Linked DNA regions of Mus musculus: regions 1 and 2 are each linked to region 3. Evidence: chromatin loops called from intact Hi-C (ENCODE). Cell type or tissue: heart. All regions are shown on one strand.

Region 1 (8,000 bases), 550 kb after region 3:
GAAGCAGTTTTGAACGTGAACAACCTTCAAGGTCTCACATTCCCTAATTCCAAAACTCGTTTCAAAGTTGAAGTCATCAAAACTGCATGGTAGTGGCATAAAGACAGAAATGTAACCCAATGGAATAGTACGGAGAATCCAGAAATAAATCCCTGGCTATATGGTCAAATGATCCTCAACAGATGTGCCAAGACCAGTCAATAAGAAAGCATCTCTAGTCAACAATTGGAGCTGGGAAAACCCATGTCCCAAGACAAGACAATGATATTGGCATCTGGTGAGATGGCTCAGGGGAAAAGGCACTTGCCACCAAACCTGCCAACCTGAGTTCTATGATTCACATAAGTTGTCCTGGAACCTTCATATGTGCGCTGTGGACACACATATGCCACCCAACAATGTAAATGATTAAATTAATTAATAAAATATGAAATTGGATCCTTACCCAATAAGCAAAAAGTAACTCAAAATGAATAAGGGAAAAGATTTATGACATTAAACTGGGCCATGATCTTTAGGATAATGACACCAAATACAAAAGTGTCAACAACCAATTACTGGAGCTACATCAAACTTTAGAAACTTCTGTGCACCGAAGGATGGCACAATCTGCAGAGCAAACACAATGCACACGAGGAAGCTCTGCCCTAGCAGAGCAGTCTGTTCCCAGCAGCTCACAGGCACATGCCCACGAGGTGAGGTGTGTACTGAAAGAAACCAGCTCAGGGGACAGGATGGAGTGGGAGAAAGGACTACTCTCCATGGAGGGGTGAGGAAGCCTTCTCCAGTCCCAGTCTCTCACTCCCTCCACCAGAGTCCTACATCCATAGACCATGTCCACCTGGATAACCAAGGAACATCTCGTCCTCTGCATCTTTATTTCTGATCACCAGCCCTCACACATGTCCTTGCTGCTGCCCTGTTTCCCTGAAGATGGCAGCCTCGCTTGCCCAGTTGCTAATTCAAAGCCATGGAGTCACCCACTGTGCTTGAGCAAGTCTACTCCATCTGGTAATAAGGATCCTCTGTGATGAATTCAGTGAGCTTCTGAATTTTAATAAAGCCATGCAATCTATGAGATTTAGTTAGGGCATCCCAAGCTGATAAAGGCAAAGGCACAGCTATGTAGACTCAATCTTGGTCTGTTGTTCTGGGATTCTTAGCAGCTCTAATACCATGACTCTTTCAGTTGTCAGAGCCACACTTTTCTTAGGGTTGGACTTAGGTCAGCAGCTTCCAAAGGCATTGAATGTCTAACAGTCACTCTACTTTCAAGCTCTGCCACATTACAAGAGTGTAACTGGAAGAATGCAGCACATTTCCCTTGTCTACAGTGGGCTCACAATGAACGATGCTCACTGTATGGAGAAGAACAAATGCTGTAAAGTCCAAGGACAGACGGAGGCTCTTTAAAACAAAAGTCCTCCTGTGTATGTACGTATGTCCACGCGAATCTGTGTGCCTGAGTGCAGGTATGAGTTTGTCTCTGTGAGCCCGTTATAAACCACAGGGGTTTGTCCTCTCCTTCCACCTTGTTGGCAACAGGGTCTCTTGGTCGTTTGCCTGTGTGTGTGCCAGGCTAGCTGGATGGTAAGCATTGAGGGATTCTCCTGCCTCCACCTCCCATAGGAGGTGTTGACATAGGGGTAGTGGGGTTACAGATATGTGATACTATGCATGGCTTTTACACAGGTTCTGGGGACTTGAACTTGAGTTTTCACACTTGCAAGGCCAAGAGCTTTTCCCACTGAGCCACCTCCCCCAGCCCCCAGCCCCCAGCTTCCTGGAAGTTCGTGTGCAGGGGACGGGTGTCAGTGGGGTAAAGGGTGAGTGGCATCACCTCTGTTCTTCAGTCGGGTTCCTCTTCTGCTTCGTGTCTCCTCTGTGCCACTCCCCTTTGAATTCTGACATGTCTGACATTACTCATGCCTTTTCTACTTCACTTCCTACTAGCCACCTTTCCTGGTTATAGAGAAGCCCCCAAACGCTCTGTCTTGGCTTCTAGTCTGATGCTACCCTAAAAAATTGTACCACAGAGTTGCAGTAAAGTGGGTGAAGCTCCCTTCAAGAAGGGCTTCCAAAACTCAACCTCTGTGTGTTACTATATTCCCTTTAGCTTTGTCCTATCCAGGCAGCCTTGCTCCTGGTCATACATTAAAAACAATGCTCCAAATCAAGCCTCATGCTGCTCAGTGCTGAGCTTGTGGTTGGCAGTTAATAACTACCAGCCAAATAAACCAAGATACTCACTCCGGGGCCCCCGCCGGGCTGTCAAGCTCAGGAGGTTGGTCTCGGGCTCTTCCTCCACCACTTCCTGCTGCCCACCATCTTGGAATTTGTCTGACACCATTTCCTCAGGGGGAGAGGCGGGTGGCTGTGAATAGATCAGAGGTTTCTGAGACATCAGGAGTTTAGTTGGCTCAGTTCCTTTTAAGAAGTGGTGGGTACCTTAGAAGGGATGGGCCCTAGTACCATCCACGTTATAGACTGTGGTTTCTTGCTCAGATCAGCCTGAGCTGCTACTAACGGTCTTCCCACCATAGTGTTGAGACATCCCCAAATAAGACGATAATTTCCAAAACTTTAAGCTATGTAGGAATCACAGGAGAACACTTCATCTCCAGCTCCAGATCGACAGGAAAGAACTGTTCAAGCTTCTCTGGCTAATCTGGGCTGATTCTGTTTCCACACTAGGTGCACCTGAGGACAGTCTATAGTATCTTCATCAAAGTCTTGAGGAAGCAGGGGTGGTATGGATGTCTGTGTGGCCAGACCGAATAAAGCTCACAGCCAATTCAGCCTGGCTGTGAACTCTGGGCAAGCCTGTAACCACTTACTCTGTAAAAGCATTGCCATGAATGGGGAACCATACTCTGTCTGTCTGTCTGTCTGTCTGTCTCTCTCTCTCTCTGAACTCATTGTTATACACAAAGAATTGCAGCATAGAAATTCAGATGGAAATAGATTAGATGACTCTAAAGGATGTGAACATCTGAATAAAAACCCTGGTCGGCATCAAGGCTCTAGAGCAGGCTAAATGAACGGGAGTGTGCCTGTTCATTTCGGGTTTCTGAAACTCAGCCACTGAATTGTTACATCCCTCCTGTGGCTTTCTCCTACTAGGTCCTGGATGCCAGGCAGCTTTATTTGGTCGCTCTCTGTTCACTCTGTGATTCAAAGACACTTTTTATCTGACATCTCAGGGTCCCCTGCCCAGGGTTGCAGAGCAACAAACAGGCTGAACTGGTAAGAATGGGTAAAAACTTCAGGCACGTGGCCAGAGAGTGGCCCCATGGCGCTGCTGCAGCTCCCGTCTGTCCCCAGCGCACTTCCCCAGGCTGCATTCAGCCTGCAGGAAAGGTAGAAGGGTCCTTTTCTCCCCTCTTTCCCTGGGAAGCAGGAAGTGTGCTGCAAGGAGCTGGAATGGGGGTGGGGGTGGGGGTGGGGTGTCCCCTTCTTTTCCAGTGCTCTCTCCACCGCCCAGGTCTGTTTGCCCTCAGCCGGCAGTCTAGTCTCGTCTTATGACTGCTAATTCAAAATGGCGCTTCCTTTCCTTCCCTCCCAGGCTGGCTTAATGATTACTCCAGGCGAGTCCATAACAAGCCCCTTTCTTGTCTTTCTTCTCCAGGAGAGCAGCTCTTTAATAAGGGAACTGAGTTACCTTACAGGGATGTTTCCAGCGGAGGAATGGAACTCCTGCAGAGAGGTGGGGGAACAGGGGCTGCAGGCTGGGGAGACAGGAGTTAATCTTTGGCTGAAAATTTGGGACTCGGGATAGGAGAAAGAGGGAGTCTCTTAAGATTTGTTATCCTGCACTGCCATCTACCGCCCACCATAGTCTATGGCCATCAGTGGCAATACTCAAATTAGCTGCTTTCCTTTTTCCTAGACTTGAAGAGACAGGATAACACAGAGAAGGAAAGAAAAGAAGAAAGAAAGGAGGGAGGGAGGGAGGGAGGGAGGAAGGGGGGGAGGGAGGAAGGGAGGAAGGAAGGAAGGAAGGAAGGAAGGAAGGAAGGAAGGAAGGAAGGAAGGAAGAAAGAAAGGAAGAAAGAAAGAAAGAAAGAAAGAAGGAAAGGAGGGAGGGAGGGAGGGAGGAAGGAAGAAAGGAAGAAAGAAAGAGAGAGAGAGAAAGAAAGAAAGGAAAGGAGGGAGGGAAGAAGGAAGCAAGAAAGAGAGGAGAGAGAGGAAGCAAGCTCTTAATACTGGTCATAGCTTTATTCTGAGTACCATCTCTATAAGCCCGACAACCAGCATCTCACATTAGACACATCCCTGCCCCACAGCTTCCAGGAGTAAGCCCAAAGAGGGATGTTTTCTGCTGGGCCATAATAGTTAAGTTTCTATTGCTGTGACCAAAAGCAACTTGAAGAGAAAAGGGCTTTTTTCATCTTACACATCTAGGTAATAGATCATCACAGAGGGAAGTCAAGATGGGAATTCATTGCAGGAACCCAAAGGCAGGAACTGAAGGAGAGATTGTGGAGGGAGTGGTACTGCTTACTGTATTGCTGCCAGGCTCTTGATCACCTGCCTTTACTATACAGACACTGCCCACAGTGGACCAGACCCTTCTACATCAATTATTAAACAAGCAAAGGCTCCACAGATATCCCACGAGTGTCAGACTGACAGCCAAGATTAGCCATCACAGGTGTATCCTGTGTGGCTCCCCAGAGGTGAGCGCAGGCCGTCTGTCCATCAGTGATGTGGATCAGTAACACTCTGCCCGGACAGACACAGGTTCTCATCACCTCTCACCTTTTTCTTTCTCTGCTGTCTTCGCACCTTTGAATTCTTCTTCCGTCTTCCCGCCTCTGTGTCCACACCATCTCCAGTGAAGTCCTTTGTCAAAAGGAAAAGAGAAGAAAAGACTCTTGAGGTATCGAGTTCCTCCCTGACATCAGTTCTCACCACCACAGAGTTAGCAAAGGGACAGAAAACAAAATCTAAGTGGCCACCTACCCGCCACTCTTCTCAGAATAGGTACGCTCTAGCCAACTTCTCCTCTAACTGAAATAAGTGGGATGGGATGGTACTAAGGCTCCTATTTTTATTGTTACAAGTGCTCATTCATACTTTCAACATTTATTGAGCACCTACTGTGTACCAGGTCCTGATGTTATAGGGCAATACACTGTGGTCCCCACTCTCATTAAGAAAGGTGAGTATTGAGTGAAGCTTCCAGGACAGATGGAGAAGTGGGGACCGGCATGGACTCACGTGTGGGATTTCATTTACTGCTTTCTAAGTTGAGTAGCAGGTAAAGGAAAAAGGAAAGAATAGTGTAAGTTGAATTAGCAGGAAAAGTTCAACTCACAGGGAATGTTGGCAGATCTCTTTGGACAGGTAAAAGGCCAATGAAGGTCGCATTCTTCTTTTCACGTTATGCATTGTACATCTGATACCGAAGATATTAGAGCTAATATCTCTGACGTGCTCAAACCTTGACATTTTGAGTTATGAAATTTTGCAAATAGGGGCATCGGCACTTTTGAGTGAATGAGACACTTTAAATTTGCTGGCTGTGTATTACACACCTGTGATCCCTGCACCCAGGAGCTAAGGCAGCGAGCCTGGGCCACCCAGAAAGTTCAAGGGCAGCCTGAGTTCCAAAGTGAGACAATCTCAACAACAAGTTCATCGATTCTCCTACTGCCTCACTAAATCCACTGAAGCAGAATTGGAATGCAGAACTTGGATGTTAGTGTAGAAACCTTGTGTTGTGGCTGATCCACGTTCTCCTATCTCCCCATTCCCCCTCCTCCTTAGCTATTGGGATTAGGACATGGAGGTCACTTCCAGAGGAGGGAGCTGAGATCCCAGCCAGAGAATGGGTGTGGCTTAGCTTTTGTTTTTGTGATGAGCTCTGTCTAACAGGAGTACTGAGTAGAGGCCCCATCCTAACTCCTTTCCCCAGACTTGCTAGCAAAGGACTGTTGTAGGTTAGAGATCATCAAGAGGATGATGCCCAAGAGGACGAGCATGGCTCGGAGTCCAATTGTTAGTTTTCTTGGGCTTTGGACAAGCTTCTGAGACATCTAAGCCATCCTTGGTTTTCAAGTACTGTCCTAATCCTCAGTCCGTGGGGAAGTAAGTGTCCATAATAGTTATGGAAGGATGGAATGCAAGCTCAAAGTCATAGGGCTCTCTTCACTACTAGATCACCAGAGACTATTTAAGTGAATGAATGACAGACAGAGGTGTGTGTGGCTTACAATGACCTGTCAGCTTGCTTAAAGTGAATCTGTGTGACTTTATAAAGGGTGCCACCAGGGGTTAAAGAGACAGTTCATTGGTTAAGAGCACTGGCTGCTGTTCCAGAGACCCAGGTTCAATCCCCAGCATCTACCTGGTGCTCATAACTGTCTGTGACTCTAGTTCCAGGCAACTGGACACCCTCATACAGACATACATGCAGGTTAAACAGCAAAACACATGAAGCAAAAATAAACTAAAAAAAAAAAAAAGTGTCCCCGGGCTTTGTTTCTTGTGGTCTCAAACCCCTGAGCCTTAATCCAAGTGGGAGTAAGGGTTTGAAGGGCCTCTTGGGCCTCTGCTGAGTGGGCACAGTCTCCACTGTAGGTGGCTTCCCTTATCTGGTCAGAAATGGCGAGACTCCAGGAACAGGATTTCCTTCATAACCTCAGGTTGTCAGACATGATTAGATTTATTAGAATTGGTGTTCTCAGAGCTGGGCCCAGTAGCATACAGCGAGAGCTGCTGTGTGCTGGATTCATGGAATGGTGACGCAAGTCCCCGAGCATCCAGGTAGAGATTAGACGCCGGGGTGCCTGCAGGCTTGCTTCCTTCTTTACCAAAGGCAGATAAAGAACGTGTGTGGGTTCTGATAGTTGTTAAATTCAACAAACAGATTGGCCTAAAGGTGCCTCTGTCCTTGTCACATGTGACAAATGATAATGAACTGATACATGAAAATGATAATGAACACAAGTATGCAAATGAACTGAAATCTAGATGGGTGTGTATTTTGCTAACAAGTACTTCTGTCTTAGAGAATCCTATCAGTCAATCACAGGGCAGGAAATGATCACACATATTTAAATCAAACAGCCCTAGTTAAATGTTGTCCTTTATAAGAGCTACCTTGGTCATAGTGTCTGTTCACAGCAGCAAAATCCTAACCGAGCAGTCAGGCAAGCTTTTCTAGGCCCTGACCTGTGTTTTCACCCTTAGTGTACCTGCCACTGTCTGATTGTGCTAAATTTAAGTTATCTGGAGCATTGCTTTTTTTGTGTGTGTGCACATTTTATGTTCATTTTAGAAGCATCGCTTTTAACACATGGAGCAAATGCCTGTTGCTAGACAGAGCTTGCTCACTCACAAGCAGCGACTTACCTCTGAAATTATTTTCATTTTTTCGTCGTTGGTATTCATCTTGTCCGTGATGGCTTCCTGACTGAGAACGAATGAGCAAGGAAGTGGTCAGGCATAGTGAAGTGAACAACGTCTCTCTTGCTCTCGATGGACAGAGCCTGGGAAGCTCACACCCGGGCCTGCTGAGCTGTTCCTCACAAGTATTGCAGACCACAGGAGCCAGCAGCGGAGGAGAAGAAAGAAGGAGGAGGAGAAGGAGGAGGAGAAGAAGTGCAGCCTGCTGGCCAGATGAACCTCAGCCAGAATGCAAAGGACCATTTCTGTCTTCTCCCTTTCTGACTGCTACGTCTTAATTTTTAATCCTCTCCTTCCAATGAGCAGAGAGCTGAGACCACAGAGAGTGCCAAATCCCCTCACCTCCTGCCACCCCTACTGGGTCCCAGCACTCCCTGTCACCACTTCCCCTTGGTACAGTGAAGTGGTCTCTCTGGTTTCTTCTCTGCTTTCACCCAGCCCATCTCGAGACGGTCAATGAGTCCCATCACTGTCCCCCTAAGACCATGATCTTGTCACCTCCCACCCTCACGCTGGTGCCTGAACAGTCATTTCTTTTCTCTATATAGGTTCATTCCTATCAGAGTTAAAAATAGCCCATCTTTTCC
Region 2 (8,000 bases), 440 kb after region 3:
TGGCTGGAGCACTCAAAGCTGCTCCACAGACCCGTAGGAAGAGACAGCACAGGAAGTGAGGGCAAGGTATTAGCCCAAGGTCCCATAGGTCTACTTTGTTCATTAAAACAAAGGAAGTGAATGCTTGAGGAATCTCCTGTCTCTGTCTCTGTCTCTCTCTGTGTGTGTGTGTGTGCGCGTACAAGTGGCATTGAGGTCTATTTACATATAAAAATGAGGAAAAACCCCAAGCACATTTGGTCTTGCATTTCAACTTATGAGCTATCTTTTATCTTTTCTTTCTCCAGTGCCAAAATTCTTTCTAAAATCAACTTACCTCATTGTAACAGATGCTGAATGGCCACTAAAAAGTTATTACTTATGTGTATGAGTGTTTCGTCTTCACGTATGTCTTTTTATCACATTCATGTCTGATGCCCATGAAGGTCAAGGAATTGAACCCAGGTCTTTTGGAGATGTAGCCAGTGTTCCTAACTGCTGAAGGCTCTCACTAGCCCTGATTAGCTTTTTTTTTTTTCCCTTTCATAACGGCAATGATCAACTCTAGTACTGTACTGAGCTCATGATTCTGTTTTATAATGGCAACCTTGTTGTCAGTACTTCTTTTCAAAGTCAACCCTCTGGTGGGGACAGTACTAGGTCATATACTCAAGTAAAGTTATATGCCTTAGAATTGGCTGATTCTGACTAGGAATTCTTCCTCAAGTCTTCACAAATACTGTTGGGAAATTCTGGGAAATGCCTTCTGTCAGTGTATTTTCAGTTTTCCAGAGAACAATTTGACACCTTCCTCCGCTTCATGTTTACTTCCTATAAGATTAAGAGTGAGGGGGAAAAAGTCACCAATCCAAGAATGAGGCTTTTCATGGCAGTGATATTACCCAGCCCCTTTGTGGGGATAAGTGGATAGGTGGTCTGTTAGAGTTTCTGTTGTCATACCTAAAGGGGTCACAGAGAGATGACTAACCTGCTAGACTGGACTTTAGTAGCAATTCAAATCTGTTGTGATTGTAGGAACTTAGAGCAACAGTATAACATTAGTTAGTCTTGTCTCTTAGGCTGAAGTTCAACGTGAATTAGTCATATCTATAGCCAGATGATTGACTGATCTTTACTTGGCCCATGGGGATAATGTCAACAGCTTCCTTGAGAGGGAAAATGACTCATAGGCCTTATTTTTTAAAATCGCTTATTTCTTTCATTTTAGTCCTTGAAATAAATCCTGTGAAATAGCCAAATTCCAAAGTAGCTGTATTTTTTCTTAGTGGACTATAATCCTTCCAATCCAGGTTATAGTGAAACTCAGTTTGTAGGTGACTATTTTTGTTGTTATACACCTACTAAATGAGGCATATATAATATGATGTATTTATAGTTAATATGAGAAAAATCACAAGGATGCTGGGTGCATCCCTCATTCTTTCTTTATTCTGGTATTCTTGATCCAGCTACTGAGGAAAATCTCTTCATATAGCTCTATGTAACTGGTACACTGAAGTCGGAGTCTATATTCCAAGATGGCTAGAGTGAAAGATTAGGATATAACAAATGAGGGGTTAGCAAATGTCTTTTGAGAATTGTTAAAAATATGGAGGCAAAGCCCTGCTTAAACAGCGGAGAAAAGAAGGGGAAAAGAGGGAAACAGAGAAGGGAACAGAGGAAAGAAGAATAATGGGGTGGAGAGGGAGGGAGAAATCTGTCAAGACTTATCAGTTCTGTAAGCTATTTTTGTTGTTGTTGTTTTCTTTTTCTTTTTCTTCAGTCACCTCTTTGTTCCAACTAATACAGTACACAGGAACAAACTTATCGTCAGATCTAGATACATTTGGCCAGAATTTTATGTACTGATTTGTGAAATCCTGGGCAATGTCTTAATTTCCTTTGTCATAGCTGTTTTCTCTAACATTGTTTACAGGGAGTATTCGTGATGAGGTATTCCTATTAGCACTTCAAAAATACACGTACTCCGTTTTCCTTAAAATCTTATGAAGTAGGTTATTTATTCCCCTCATCTCATTTTACATAAGAGAATACTGCGGTCAGAACACAGAAGTCAGGTCGCTCTCCAAGGTTAGTACAACTAGAGTTTGGTGAAACCATGAACCTAAGCTTCATCTCCAGAGTCTGTTTTCCAGCTCAATTTGCATGTTAATATCAAAAGGTAACCAGAACTAGCTGCACTAATAGAAGTATCTTTTTATTCATTTTCTGAGAGTCTGGTTCCTTTTAACCATTGACATGAATTTGGGGTAGGAAATACAAAGGTGAATAATGTAGCATATCTTCTGCTTACTGTTCAAAGTTTATGGTTGTTGAGAAAACGACACACCCTTCCCAGGTTCTCAGCCTTGCCCGTGTTTCTCCCATTTTTCCACGAATTCTAAAGCCACGGGGTGAGAGCCGGCTCTGATACTTGGGAAAAGTCTACTGGAGGGCTTAGATGAGGACAGGTGACGTGCACTGGCCTTTCTCTAGGCAGTGACCTCATTTATGGCCCTTTCTTCCTGTCTGAGCCTCCTCGGCTTAAAATGGCGGGATTTGTGCTAAGGCTCTCTCCCTACTAGACAGCCATGATGGCTCCCCGCCCCCCCCACCCCCCCCAAACCCCCGCAGGCTCATCTGGCCGCTCTGGGACTGTCGTTCCTGATCTGAGGTGTTGGTCCTCCCTCTGGTGTTTCCAGTTCCCCAGGGCCACCATCCCACTCTGCTCCGTGCCAGGAGGGGTGAGGAGGGGCTGCCAGGTCCCCAGCTCTCAGCCGCAGGGGAGAGGCCATGCTAGGCCCAGAGCCAGCATCCCAGGCCTAGCAAAACCCGAACGAGGCAGCAAAGGCGGCTGAGGGCTCGGCGCGCGCACAGCCCGCCCGTCCAGAGCACGCAGGCTCGATCTGGTCACGCAGGTCCCTGCCTCAAGGCCAGGCACCCGGAGAAGCGCCCTTGAAGACCCTCGCCCTGGGACAGTGCGATTTTTTAAGAGATGTAACGCAAGGGACCAGGGACGACCATGCCCACCGGAGGAGAGAGCTCTGGGCGCCTCAGCGCGCGCGCCGGTCACGTGGGCCGCGGCACCGCATGGCGGCGGCCCGCGCGCCCCCGCGTCACGGCCCCGCGGAACCGCCCGGGCGCGCGCGCCGACGGGGCGGGCGCATGCGCAGGGGGGCGCGCCGCCTCTGCCCCGCGGCGAGGGTGTCTATGGAGAGGCGGCGGCCGCGGCTGCTGAGGCGGACGCTGAGGCAGTGGCGATGGCGCCCTTCCCCGATGAAGTGGACGTCTTCACCGCCCCGCACTGGCGGATGAAGCAGCTGGTGGGGCGCTACTGCGACAAGGTAAAGGAGCGCGGGGCGGAGGGCGGCCGCGGAGGAGCGGCCGGGTTCCGGGAGGCCTGGCCTGCGTGCCTCCCGCAACCCCCGCGTTGGCGCCGCGCGAGCCCGTCGCCCGCGCCCCGGCACCCGCGCGGCTCCCGAACCTTCCCACCGGGGTCCCGGGAGCCCGCGCTGGCCGCGGCCTGGGACGAGCGCTCGCGGGACTGACCTGTGCCGGGGTGAGGGGCGCTCCCGGCCGTCCGGCTCGGCCGCCCGCGGGGTGCCCGCTCCCCGTCCGCAGGCCGCTTCTGCGGTTACTCGCAGCCACAGCACCGCTCGCCCGGTCCCTTCGGGCTCTTTTAGTCGCTCTGCAAACACTGCATCCTCTCTCTGGACCTCTTGACTTGCTTCCTGGCTCCACAGGCAGCGTCTTGCAGCCCCTGGAGCAGGCTTATTTTACCTGCCTGCTTTGCACTGGTTTGGTTCCGTACACAAGCCCGGTACACGGACTGGGAAGACCTGCACTCCTCTTTCCTGGTTACTCTTTTTTTCCTTCCAGTTTTTATTTTTCCTGGATACTTTATTCCTTGTAGAATTTGTTCCTCTGTTGGACTTTTTACTGGAAGCAAATGAGAGGGGCCCCTAGGAAAAGTTGCCTTGCAGTGGAACTCACTTTGGACTTTTAATGGGTGTAGCCGAAGTTGAAGAAGCACTCTTGTGAAGATGAGTTGGGAACCTTTTTCTAATGATGCTGAAAACTCTGAATTGTCACTTTATGTTCGGAAGATCATATATGAGTAAATTCTGGGCAGTCATATGTTTTGCAAAAAAGGTGAACCAAATAAATAGCTGTTAAGTAATTATTAACTTAAACGTAAAAATAAATTGAATTATCAGAGATTACGTGGAATTAGCACCACTATTAACAGCAAACAAGAGTTGTCTTTCAATCTGGAGAGGTGCTAGGAAGGAGGCCAATGTCTTCCCTGGTAGGCCACGGGAAGACCAGCAATTTGAAGTGTAGGATCTTAGCATCTTGGCTGCACAGTCCTCTCCCTCCATTTTGGGAAAAGAAAAACAAACAAACCAATAAACTCAAACCCAGTTAGTCCTAAGCCAGTGGACCTTTAAACACCAAGACCATAGGCTCATGGCTCACACTACTTGGTTGCCCAAGCTTGCTGTTAAAATCCTGATGGCTGAACCCTAACTCAAATTGGAATCTCTGAGCATAGAACCCAGATGTCAAGTACAGTTTAGAGCTCTCAGTGAGAGTGGGGCCCAGCAATGGTGAGTACCACCTTCCCAGGGGAGGCTTAAGGACTGGCTAAGCCTTGAGCAGAAGAGTATGTATACTCGCGGTAGTTCTCATTTAGTGGTTGTGTTGTTTGTAATCTCCCTGCCTTTTGATTTTTTTTTTCATTGCACTACCCTTTAATTTCAGGAATTTCTCAAAAAAGCAAAAGGGAAATGAAGTGAAGACTAATGGCTAGTTTTGGGGAGAGGTAGTCCAGAGACTCCCTGGTAATATGGGCGAAATTTTGTCAATGTGTACATCTTCCTTGGTGCTTTCTATATCTCTTCTCTTTTTCCTTCTATTTTGTTTTGTTTTTCCTGTGTCTGGATCTTGTTCTATAGAGCCAGCTAACCTTGAATTCCCAGAGATCTGCCTGCCTCTGCCTGGGATTAAAGGTATGAGCTACCATACCAGGCTTGTCTATCTGTGTGTCTGTCTTTCTTTTTCTTTTTCTTTTTTCTTTTGGTTTTTCAAGATACGGTTTTTCTGTGTAGCTCTGGCTGTCCTGGAACTCACTCTGTAGACCGGGCTGGCCTTGAACGCAGAAATCCGCCTGCTTCTGCCTCATAAGTCCTGGGATTAAAGGCTAATATTTCTTAAGATGTTTAACATTGTCAAAGGATTATGACCTTCCCAAATAATCAAAATTTGTAATGTAGTACCCAGTCTCTTTTTTAAAATAATGAGGAAGTTGGTCATTATACTTTGGTTGGTTTGGTTCTGATACTGTTTTTGAGGTAGAATCTCCCGTAATACAGGATGGCCTTGAGAACTCACTGTATTTCAGAGGCTGTCCTTGAACTCCTGATCTTCCTTCTAGATTCGAGAACTACAGGCATTTGTCATCACCCCGGGCACAGTAATTTTGTGTCTCCTTTTTGAGAATGTTTGAATAAATTTTGAAACTGCAGTTGACTTTAAAAAAAAAAAAAAAAAAAACAAGTCAAATAAGATTATTCTCAGTAGTTAAATATTCCCTATTGCATAAACTAATTTAATAAAGCATTTTTAATTTGGTATAGCTTTGGTCAAAATTGCCACTGATTTATCACCAACACTGTACAGAAAATCACTAATTCTGAATTAGTTGAATATAGTTAATGAGATTATCACATATATTCATCAAGAGTGCTAAAATTCCAGTTTTCTTAACTATGATCAAAGTAATTTAGTTGAGAAAAAAGAACTACACAGGCATTTTCATCATTTCTCGGGGTTAACATGGCCAGTAGAAGGTAATCTGGATGTCTTTGCAAGTGAAGAGTGGGAAAATGCACGTTTGTGATGGCAGAGTAGTAGCCTTGAAGGATTAAGAGTGGTTTTGACTGGTTTGTTCTCTCAAGGCTTGTCCTTTCATTTAGCTGTGTAGGTCAAGGATATCAATCTGAATGTCCAGAAACTATAAAGATTTCAATTTTATTCCCATTATTGAACTTATATATTTATAAAATGATTTCTTTAGGAGCATCAAATCAGTTGTTCTATTATTTGAGCAATGCATTATTCTTTAGTGGTTACAGATTATGTTAACAATTGCTGTATAATAGTTTAATGTGTTGCCTGTAGATTTTCTCATATAAAAAGGTCAACCAGACAAAATCCAACAAGCAGGGAGAAGGGAAAGTGGGTTCAGAGTCTGAATCTACTGATGTAGTAGTAATTTACAAGTGATAGGTTTCTCTAATGACTTGTCACTGGGTATATCAACCACCCTCCCCATGCCCAGGAGTAGTTGGCCAACAGAAAACAGACTCCATAGTTTTTTGTTTTGTGTACATGTTTTGTTTTGTTTTGGTGTTTTTGTCTCATTGATTTTGTTAGTTTGTTTTCAGAAAAAGGTGTTACGGGAAGGTTCTTTATCTCTGCCGTGCAGACCACAGGCCTTTGGCGCAAAGCAAGTAAAAGTATTGTTTGCTTCTGTCTTATGCTGGGGATTCATGGGCCTGGATTGGTTAGGGGAGAGCTTATTAAGATAGTGATAGAGACTCAGAACTACCCAAATCAGGTTTAAGACTCTCAGCTTAATTTTCTTCATCAGAAGCTGAGATAGCTTTTGATTTGTTTTGTAACAAGAGTCTTGTTTCATAAGTCACTGACCCTGCAGATTGGATTATGTGTAGTAAAAATTGGAGGCAAATGGTAGGTAATCCTTGCTCCATTTTCTTCACAATTTCTAGTATTCCCTTTAATCCTCAACACTTATTTCCATTAGTTCTTTTCTGTCTGCCCTGTAGTAGTTTCTATTGGCATTGTGAGGCCTGATTGCTATTCCTCAGGAGATCACAGTTTCATATCAGTTTCATATGCACTATCATCTGTGCTAATACAGAAATCCAAAAAGTGCAGTGGGAGCAAACAGAAGAAGGTACACAGCAAGCACTGGGAGTAGTTGCTGAGTTGACTTCTGAGAACAGTTACGTGGTTCCTATAGAGATCCCCACCACACACACACACTATATATATATATATATATATATATATATTTGTTTGTTTTTTTGAGACAGGGTTTCTCTGTATAGCCCTGGCTGTCCTGGAACTCACTTTATAGACCAGGCTGGCCTTGAACTCAGAAATCTGCCTGCCTCTGCCTCCCAAGTGCTGGGATTAAAGGTGTGTGCCACCACCACCTCACAATTTATATATATACCTGAGTTACAAAAAAGTTGGGGAGAGGCTTGAGAGATGGGTTAGCAACTAAGAGCAGAAGTTGCTCTTCCAGAGGACCTATGCTCTATTCCCAGTACCAACATGCTAATTCACAATACTCTAACTCCAGTTCTAGGGAATCTAATGTTCCCTTCTATCTTCCATTAGCATCAGATATGCATGTGGTGCATATAAATCCATGCAGACAAAACACCAACCACCCTTACCTAAAAAAATTAGTGGTGAAAGCAGTTAGAGGGAGCCTAAGTTTTTCAAGCAAGGCTGAAAGTAAACACAAAATTGAATAGGTTACTCTCTGAAACTTGAATGTAGCTTTATGGTCAGGTTCTTCCCCCTGTACCCCCATTTTTCTACATTACCTGTATTGGCATTTGGGAAGACTTAGTGGACATAATACTGAATCTTGAGCTGAGAGGGAGGAAAAGGGAGTTTAATGGATTCTTACTTCGTACTAACATTATTTCTATAATCCTTACAAGAGCTTTGTAAGACAAGTGTTATCCCTCATTTAAAAGTGAGGAAATAGTCTTAGTGGTTAAATAACTTACCAGCTCACTCGGCAATTAGAGCCTGAATTTTAATCCGAGAATTTTTTTCTCCCTCCGAAACCCATGTTTTTTAACCTTGCCTCACTTGTTGCTTATTACTAACTCTTTTTGAAAAACAGTTTATTTGTAGGTCAATTTTTCCATCTGTAAATTTAGCCAGAGCCTGTGTATCTCTGATTTACTGAAAGT
Region 3 (8,000 bases):
CACCAGTTAGTTCTCCCACATCAACAAATAAAGGAGTGCAGAGAAAAGAAAGAGGGCACATAGAGCTATGGAAATCTTTGATGTGTTATCAGTACAGTTATTGTGCTTTCATTTCTTTTTTTCAAGTTTTAGACCAGGTACAAAGTGACTCTAGTTAAGGATTTCATACATTTCCTATAAATCTTGATAATATCAACAGGCTAATCTAGCTTTTTAAACTACATTGCACAAGGATCTAAAATGGGGAATGCATACACTTTGGCATAGTTGTGATGGTTTAAGAGGTCCTTGCAGTCTGGCCCAAATGTGATTTCATGGTAGGGGAAATAGAGCAGAAAGAGGCTCACCTCTGCTCATTTGGTCAAACACTGAAAGTCAGAGAGTCCAGGTCTTTCCACAATGACGGATGTTTTCATTAGAGTTTTTGTTTATTTTGTTTTTGTTTTTACTCAAGAAAAGTGAGAGGCACTCATTTCAAACAACCTAGGGTTAAAAGATATGCTGCATGTGCTATCAAGAGATTAATTCACTTAATAGTGGCAAACTAAAAACATCATAAAGTATTCCAGCTTGTCACAAAAGAGAAATAGTACCCTTTTGCCCTATAATATATCCATGCCAAAGTCACAAAACTAAACGTTCTGTACTATGTAAGGTGTTTGCATCTTAAGGTTATTTGTAACCTAACTTCAAGCTTTCTGGATGCTTCCTTATTTTGGGGTTTGATAGTATCGAACCAGGAAAATCTCTGAGGAACATATAAATAGCAACCAAATATAATCTTTATAAAGGAAAGACATAGTCTTAGGTTTCTAGCAATATCATTTTAAAACAGGAGTTTTTAAATAGCAACCCTGACAGGGCCCCTCTCCCTTCTTTGACTATTTAAGATTTGGAACACAGATAATAAACTTAGGTTGGAGGAAACCTTACAGTATATAAAACTCTGTGTCTTTTGATTTTCATGATGCTGGAGCTTTGTCAAGGGCACTGTTTTTAAGATCCAGTTTTACCAAATAAAACCAAACTGACTTTAAATAATATTCTCTGCAGTGTTTGGTTTTCCACAATGTAAAGTTTACATTGAATTGGGATTGGGATTTCTTGGACTTTGCAAGTTCCTCTTTAACCCTCCTATCCCTTCATCCCGCCCTACTGTCAAATGGCCTTGCTGCAGTACAGTACAGAAAAGTTGCGGAGTTTGCAATCGGGTATCTAGCTTTCCATCTCTAAGGCTCTCCTGGATGTTCTAGGCCTGCTCCATCGCTTCTCGGCTTAAGTGTAGGGCAGTTTAGAGAGTGAAGAGGTATTTGCTATGCTTCTACTCATTTAAAAAGTTGCCACAATGCAGGTTAATTCCGAAGTGGGCATGAAGGCAATCCAGGGGCCACCGCGTGCGTTACAGGAGCGCACAGCAAGAATGTAGGAATCCCAGGTGAAGGTCTTCCAAGGCTGAGGCGGATTCATTTGCACCCAGCGAGCATCCGTTGGTCTCAGCGCGGCTATCCGTGACTACCAGTGAGGGGGTAAGGGTCACAAGTCTCACGGCAAGCGGTGACAATCTGACAGAACCAGGCCGCCTTGGCTGCCACCCGCAGTCACATAACCCTATTCCCGAAAGGCAACCCAGAATGTCCCCGGCGCTTTAGGCGCATCGAGCACTTTGCCCGTCGGGCCGAGTCCCCCACCTGTTGGCACGCTCCCCCGAGCTAGGCTTTGGACACTGTCCACGGACAGGGAATGTGACAGACGATCATAAATATGCAGGAGAGATGCAGCCAAGACAGCAGAGCCACCGGGTCGGCGCCGGCGGGAGCCACAGAGCTGGAGCCCGGCCCCAGTCGCCGTGCAGCCAAGGCCAGGCGGGTCGCGCCGGCGCACTCCGGCCACCGCACGGGCACAAGGGGCTCCGGCCGCGCGGACAACCACGCCGAGCCCCGCTGCCGCCCACCGTCCCCCACCGCGCGACCCGGCGGCATGGAGCCCGGCGCGGCGCCCCGGTCCGCAGAGCCCGCCGCGCGCCACGGCGACGGCAGGAAGAAGATGGCGGCGGCCGTGGCGGCGGCCACCGCGGCCTCCCACGCGCCGCTGACGCCAATGGCGCGCGCCGGCCGGCGGGCTACGGATGGCGGCTGCCCGGGCGAGGGGCGGGGCGAGGCGGCGAGGGGGCCGGCGGGAGGCGGAGGCCGGGCGGGCGGCTGGAGGGAGGTGGCGGGGACAGTGTGTGGCTCTCGGAACATGGCGGGCGTCTGCGACGCGGCCGCCCCGGGAGAAGGCGGCGGTGGCGGCGCGGACGGCCCCGAGCGGACCGGCCGCGGCGAGGCGGAGCAGCCGGGTGGTGGCGGCCATGGGCCCGCGCCCCAACACACCGAGACGCTGGGCTTCTACGAGAGCGACCGGCGGCGGGAGAAGCGCCGCGGCCGCGCAGGTGAGGCGAGCGAGCGAGCGGGCGGGCGGGCGGCACTAGGCCGCGGCGGGCTACCGAGGGGCCGACCGGGCTGTGGTGGCGGGGACGCCAGCGCCTTCCCTCTGCGCGCGGAGCGGCCGCGGCTCCGGTGGCTCCCATGTCCCCACGGCCGGTGACAGCTACCCCGGCGGCTAGTGCGCGCGGCCCGACGTTCCCGCAGCCATCCCCGAGCCAGGTGCGCCCGGGAGATCGTCGGTCCCCGGTCCCCGAGAGTTCGCGACCGGCCTCAACAGTGACAGGCATCTCCCACATCCGAAGGAGGTCAAAAATGGGAAACGCAGGGCTTTCTAGGCGATGTCAATGCCGAGGTGACTCTTCCCCCTATGGTTTTATGCGAAGTTGAGTCTCGGAAACCTGTTAACTTGCCCGCCGAATCCATTTTTCGTAGACTCAGCTGACAGTGTGGTCGTGACCGTGAAGTTCAGCAGTTTTCTCTCAAACAGAAATGTGCGGCACCCCTTAAAATGTTACATGTGGAGTTTTCCTAAACTAAAACTTAAGCCAGAAGAAACAGTTTGTCACACAAGAAAATACGTACCACTTTTAAGCCCTACTGTCCATAAGCTCTGAAGCATACTGTTAAAATATTACAATCCCCTGTGTTCAAGGATCTTATTAAGAACTTTTAACAGCTTTGGTATTTACACTGAAGCGTTCTATTAAGCCCGGAAGCAAAAGGGAAAGTTTTGGCTTGGCCGTTTCATTGGGTATAATAGTGATTGCATTTTAATTCTTGCATCGTAGATCCAAGATCTTGGACAGCAACTTGATGACATTTCTTCCAACTTATTCTGAGCTAATGCAGTGGAATAAGGTCCTGCAGCTTATATAAATACTCGTTCAAGTTATAAGGTTGACTCCATTCACTATGGGTATTGAAATTATAGGAGTCCTAAAAGTCTGTAAGACTGGTGGATAGATCCTGATAGACTTGCTAATTCTCAGAATTGGACATAGAGTTTTGCATCAGTCTCCATATCTTTGAAAACTCAGGCACCAGCTGTGTGCCTTGTTTGTTTGGTTTTTTTTTTCCCCCTTTATTTTCTATTTGGTTTAGTTGTCAGTTAAACACTTGCTTGCAGGAATGTTTGCTTTCTAAATTGGCAATACCTAAGTAAACCAAAGTCTTCAATCTCTCAGCCGCTTGTTCACTTAGACTTGACTAGGGCAAGCAAATAGATGCGACCAGGTTTCACTACGGTTTCTTTGAAATCTTTTCAAGCTTCAGGAAAGCCTTTATGTTGTTTGCATGAAGAAAGACAATGAAGCTGTGCAGAGCCTTTGGTGAACACAGACCTTGAACTTCTGAAGTGAAGTGCATTTATTCTTCCCTGGTACTAACACAGACCTTGAACTTTTGAAGTAGTGAGCACCCCTGGGCTGAGCTGGATACTTGGACTTGTATAAATTTAACATCATAGCACACACTCATTCATCACAGAGGCAGTGCACTGAGCATCATATACTTAACAGGTTTAAACCTGGATTTTCAACCTGCAGTGGCAGAAAGTCCTTACTAGGGAGCCGGCATGAAGCCGTGGCTATTGGGGTGGCCCTCCTTGTTTCCATCAGTCTTGTATGAGGGAAAAGATAGTGGTTACTCCCGCTTTGGTAGATGGCATTAGGGATCTAGGCAGGCATCCCAGGAACATTTCAGAAGTACCAGCCAGTGGTTTTCCTGTGTGGACTCGGTGTGAACCACCTTCTTCTGACCCCTGGTGTCTGTTCTAAGAGCCAGGAAGCTCTCACTGTTGCTGATGCATGTCTACCTGTGACTGGGTCTGCAGTTGGCCACGGCATCCCCACTCACTTAGAAATCCAGGCGTTCTTTTTGTTCACCCCCAAGTGCTTCTCTCTTCTGCTCTGTTTTCTTTCTTTGCCTCCTTACCAAGAAATAGAAAACGGGTTGTCTGGGCCAGAGGGCACCACCTAGTGTCAGACTGGAAACATCTTTCTCAGTCATTTATGTCACTAAGGTATTAATCGTCCATTCTCTGTAAAGGTTCCTGTGTACTTGCCCTGTCGTCCCCTCTGCAAGCTGGGGCAGTCTGTGCCGTTCCTTTTGGAAGTCATAATCTTAGTGTCTTGATGGCCTTAACCATCACTTAGTTCCAATGTCCCTTTTATCATTTTCCCCAAGGCGTTCAGAGCTCCTTTATAAGACATTTATTGGTGGGTCCTAGCAGTTTAGTATTCTCTTTACATGAGCATAGAGTAAGGTACTTATCCACACTTGGAGTAAAATAAAATGCTGTAGTGTTTAATGTTCATCCTAATTTATCTGCTGAGGAAAATATGTAAATATTTTATATTTATACAGCTATACATACGACATGTATTCATCTATATCAGTTATATTTGCTTTTTGTTTCTTTGCAGACTGCTATCATTTGATCCTCAGCAGCATTTTTTTTAATGCATGAATTGTGTGACAAATACTAGTACTTTCACCTTAACACAGTTAGAGCTGGATGCCGGTTCATCCCGGTGTGTGGTGACTGAGCTGGAACTCTGGGAAGAGTGCTCGCCAAGAACTGCGCTCTCACCGTGCTCTTAACATTACTGCCATGTCACGTTGCATTTTTCGACATAGATCAGATTAAGCAATGCCTGTCATCCGGTTCCTGCGTTTTCCCCTCTTGACTCGTCTGCAGGGTTCTAGGTGAAAGATTCTGCATAGCCATGTATAGCTCTAGCAGTCAATGAGGAGCAAGTCCATGTCGGACTAAGAATACGGAACTCTGTCTTCTTAACTTGGTTCTGTTGTTGAACTTCGTAGACTGCTTGCTTAATCCACTTGGCTCTGCTTCATCGAGCCAGTACTAAATAAGTCTCTAACTTAGTTGTCTTCCTCTCCGTGGAGACCTTGGTGTAAGATAAGCATGACATCTTCCCATGAGCATGAAACAGCTCCCTGTAAGGCAAGCGCAGGAGGTGAGCAGATAAGCATTGCTTGTAAAGTGAGAGGCCTGATGTCAGGTGTGGCCACCGTGCTGTTTGTGGTGGAACAATGCCGTCACTATTGTTCTCTTTGTAATGATGACTTGACTTCTGGAACTCAACTCTTGTCTGATTTGTTTCTCTCCTTGCCTTTACACATCTTGCTGTATCTCCAGGAGAAGAAAGAAAACCTGAAACCCAGAAAAGCTAACTGGTTTTCTGTTGGCAGTTCCCACAGAGATTGTCAATGGAATTCAGACAATTCCTATTCCTTGCATTCTACTGTCTGTGGATTTGAAATTTTAAGCCAGCTGGAGGATTATTGACACATCACACTGTTAATCCTTTGCTTTGTTAGCGTTAAGATGTGCCTTCCATTTGGAGACCTTCTTCTGTCTCTAAGCGTATGACTGCTCTGCTCTTTACTATCCTAAAGGAGACCATAAATGGTTTTTAAAGGGTGGGAGGCAGAAGTAAGAAGATCCTGAGTTCAAGGCCAGCCTGGGCTACATGGAAAGCCCATGTCTCCAAAACAACCCAGCAAAGAAACCAACAAAAAGCCTCAAGAAGCTGAATATAGTATGCAAAATGGCTCTTTTTCTTACATTTGACTTAGAAAGGCAAAACTCCTATTGTATTGTCTCCTAGAAAAGTTAATTCCTAGTTTCCCTGTGTAAAAGTATGCCTGTTACGTGTAAGAAAGGCTCATTTACTATTTTAGATACCTTGTTAAACTTTGTAAACACTTCTTTTCCTTAAGGCCAGAGACAAGCTTGTTTCATGGTTTCTTAGCAGTCAACCAGTATTCCTTTCCAATTTGGTTTTTTAATGTGCAGTGCTATTTTAAGAAAGATATATTTAGACATATTGCTGAATATATAAATATATGTATGATTACTCACTACTTTTAATAAATAGTTTTTGATCCTAGCTTCTGATTTCTAAAGTAAGCTGTCTCGGATGAGTAAGACTAATAGTTCTTATTTCAGGAGTAAAGGAAAAGAATTTATACTCTTATTTCTCAATTAAAGGTAAAGGATTACAGAATGTTTCTGTGGTAGATGAATATTGATTTTATACTGGTGGAATTGATTTACACTTATGATGGATATTATTTTACTTTTATTAATGTTCACATTCTTCTAATAGACACACTTATAATTCAGTAGTAAAATCCTTCTGTTTTCAGAAGACTATACCCGAAGTCACAGGACAAGTAAAGTCAGATAAGTCTATAGAATACCAGAGAAAGTTTAGCAAAGCCACCATGCACTGGTGTGCTGAATATCTCATTAGGAAGTACAGAGTTCTCCAGGGTGTAACAGGAGCGAGAGGGGGCATCCATACAAACAGCAAGATCGCTTGACAGGTCAGGCCCAAGGCAGTGGAAGCCCCTTCATGTGGCATGATTGAAAAGCATATTCCAGCCAGGTCTTTTTCTCTAAAATAACAGTGGGTGACTGGGTGTAATTATAGTGAGAGAAGAGCACAGCACATTTCACAGGTCAGTTCTGGTCTTTACTCTGACATTTGTCCTTTTAAATGAGTTTCGACTGGGTCTGTTAATTTTCTCAGTTTCTTCATTTGTATTATGTGAATATCTTTTTTGTGCCTCCTTTTTAGTTGTAATTGTTATTAGAGTTATATAAAGGAATGAACACTAGAACTTTGTAAACTGCCTCAGAGTGCAAGGATCCCATCTGTTAAATCTGGTCTTATCTCTATGAATTGTTGATATGGAAGCAAGCAAAGGCTTTGAGATAGTTTATCCTGTGAAGCTTGGGCTTTTGGTCATTATTATTTTACTGTACCTTTAAAAACCGTTCTGTGCTCTATTAGCATGGGGTTGGTTGTGTGCAGAGACAGTGTTACACTAGAGCTTACTCAGAGATGGGCATTGGAAAAATAAGATACATGGTACTTGGTTCATGGTCTTATAGCAGAGTCTGCTATTAGGGTGGCTGCATAGAACCCAGGTTCGGTGGAAGTGCAGAGAGCGGGGACTGATGGAATACTAAACATTTCAGAAAATGTGCAGATATCTGTTTTTAAAAGTACTTAGTGCTGGGCATAGTTTCTCATGTCTGTAATTCTGGTACTGTGGAAACAGAGGCAGGAGGATCACTGTAAACTTGAGGCCAACCAGATCTATATAGGCCAGCCAAGACTCCATAGCAAGTTCTTGCTTCAAGAAAGAACAGCAGTGGAATATATAATCTAGCGGTGAAAAGCACCCACTTGGCTAGAACTTGGAATCTGCTCTACTGCTTACTCTTGGTGTTGCCTTAGAGACGATGTCCTCTGCCTCTCTGTGACTTGGAGACAGCCATAGCTATAGAATCTGTTTTATAGTTTTGAGTGTTTGTACTTAAAGAGTACACTTTCATTGTTTACTATTATACCAAGAACTGAACGTGGTGAGGCAGGCGAGATGGCTCAGCAGTTAAGAATCTAACTTGTGTTTAACACCAAGATTCTTGCCTTTCTAGAGGTAGTTTTCTCACACAGTCCTTTTTTGTATTTATAATATTACTGAAACATTTTTGTTTATATCATAACCTATTTATGAAATCTAATATAATTTTGGTTATAT

Evidence for each region. A loop is a pair of places that touch in the nucleus more often than their neighbours do. Peaks named below come from ENCODE experiments on the same cell type or tissue, not always from the same donor. Only the 100,000 strongest peaks of a DNase experiment are listed, where the experiment ranks them.
Region 1: it touches region 3 in a loop (2.6-fold over the local background); 2 of 42 quality-filtered maps call a loop at or near these places.
Region 2: a loop joins it to region 3, with 2.1 times the contacts of the local background. A loop is called at or near these places in 3 of 42 quality-filtered maps.

Annotation. Positions count from the first base shown.
Region 1 is chr5:43,668,066-43,676,065 of GRCm38, reverse strand. Cc2d2a (coiled-coil and C2 domain containing 2A) reads right to left here. Exons shown (of 38, transcript NM_001359906.1): 3 at 7,360-7,420; 4 at 4,762-4,845; 5 at 2,251-2,374. The coding sequence starts at 7,398. Gm35762 (a long non-coding RNA gene) reads left to right here and starts at 4,123. Exons shown (of 2, transcript XR_376931.3): 1 at 4,123-4,679; 2 at 4,839-8,000. In heart, a CTCF peak has its summit at 3,818 (motif pointing left); a DNase peak (open chromatin) is centred at 3,665; H3K4me3 peaks cover 1,241 bases; H3K27ac peaks cover 1,601 bases.
Region 2 is chr5:43,777,288-43,785,287 of GRCm38, reverse strand. Fbxl5 (F-box and leucine-rich repeat protein 5) reads left to right here and starts at 3,139. Exons shown (of 11, transcript NM_001159963.1): 1 at 3,139-3,323. The coding sequence starts at 3,240. In heart, no CTCF peak of the experiment used is centred here; a DNase peak (open chromatin) is centred at 3,127; H3K4me3 peaks cover 2,485 bases; H3K27ac peaks cover 1,912 bases.
Region 3 is chr5:44,220,842-44,228,841 of GRCm38, reverse strand. It overlaps Tapt1 (transmembrane anterior posterior transformation 1), which reads left to right and starts at 2,236. Exons shown (of 14, transcript NM_173764.3): 1 at 2,236-2,428. The coding sequence starts at 2,239. In heart, a CTCF peak has its summit at 4,387 (motif pointing left); a DNase peak (open chromatin) is centred at 2,141; H3K4me3 peaks cover 2,492 bases; H3K27ac peaks cover 2,339 bases.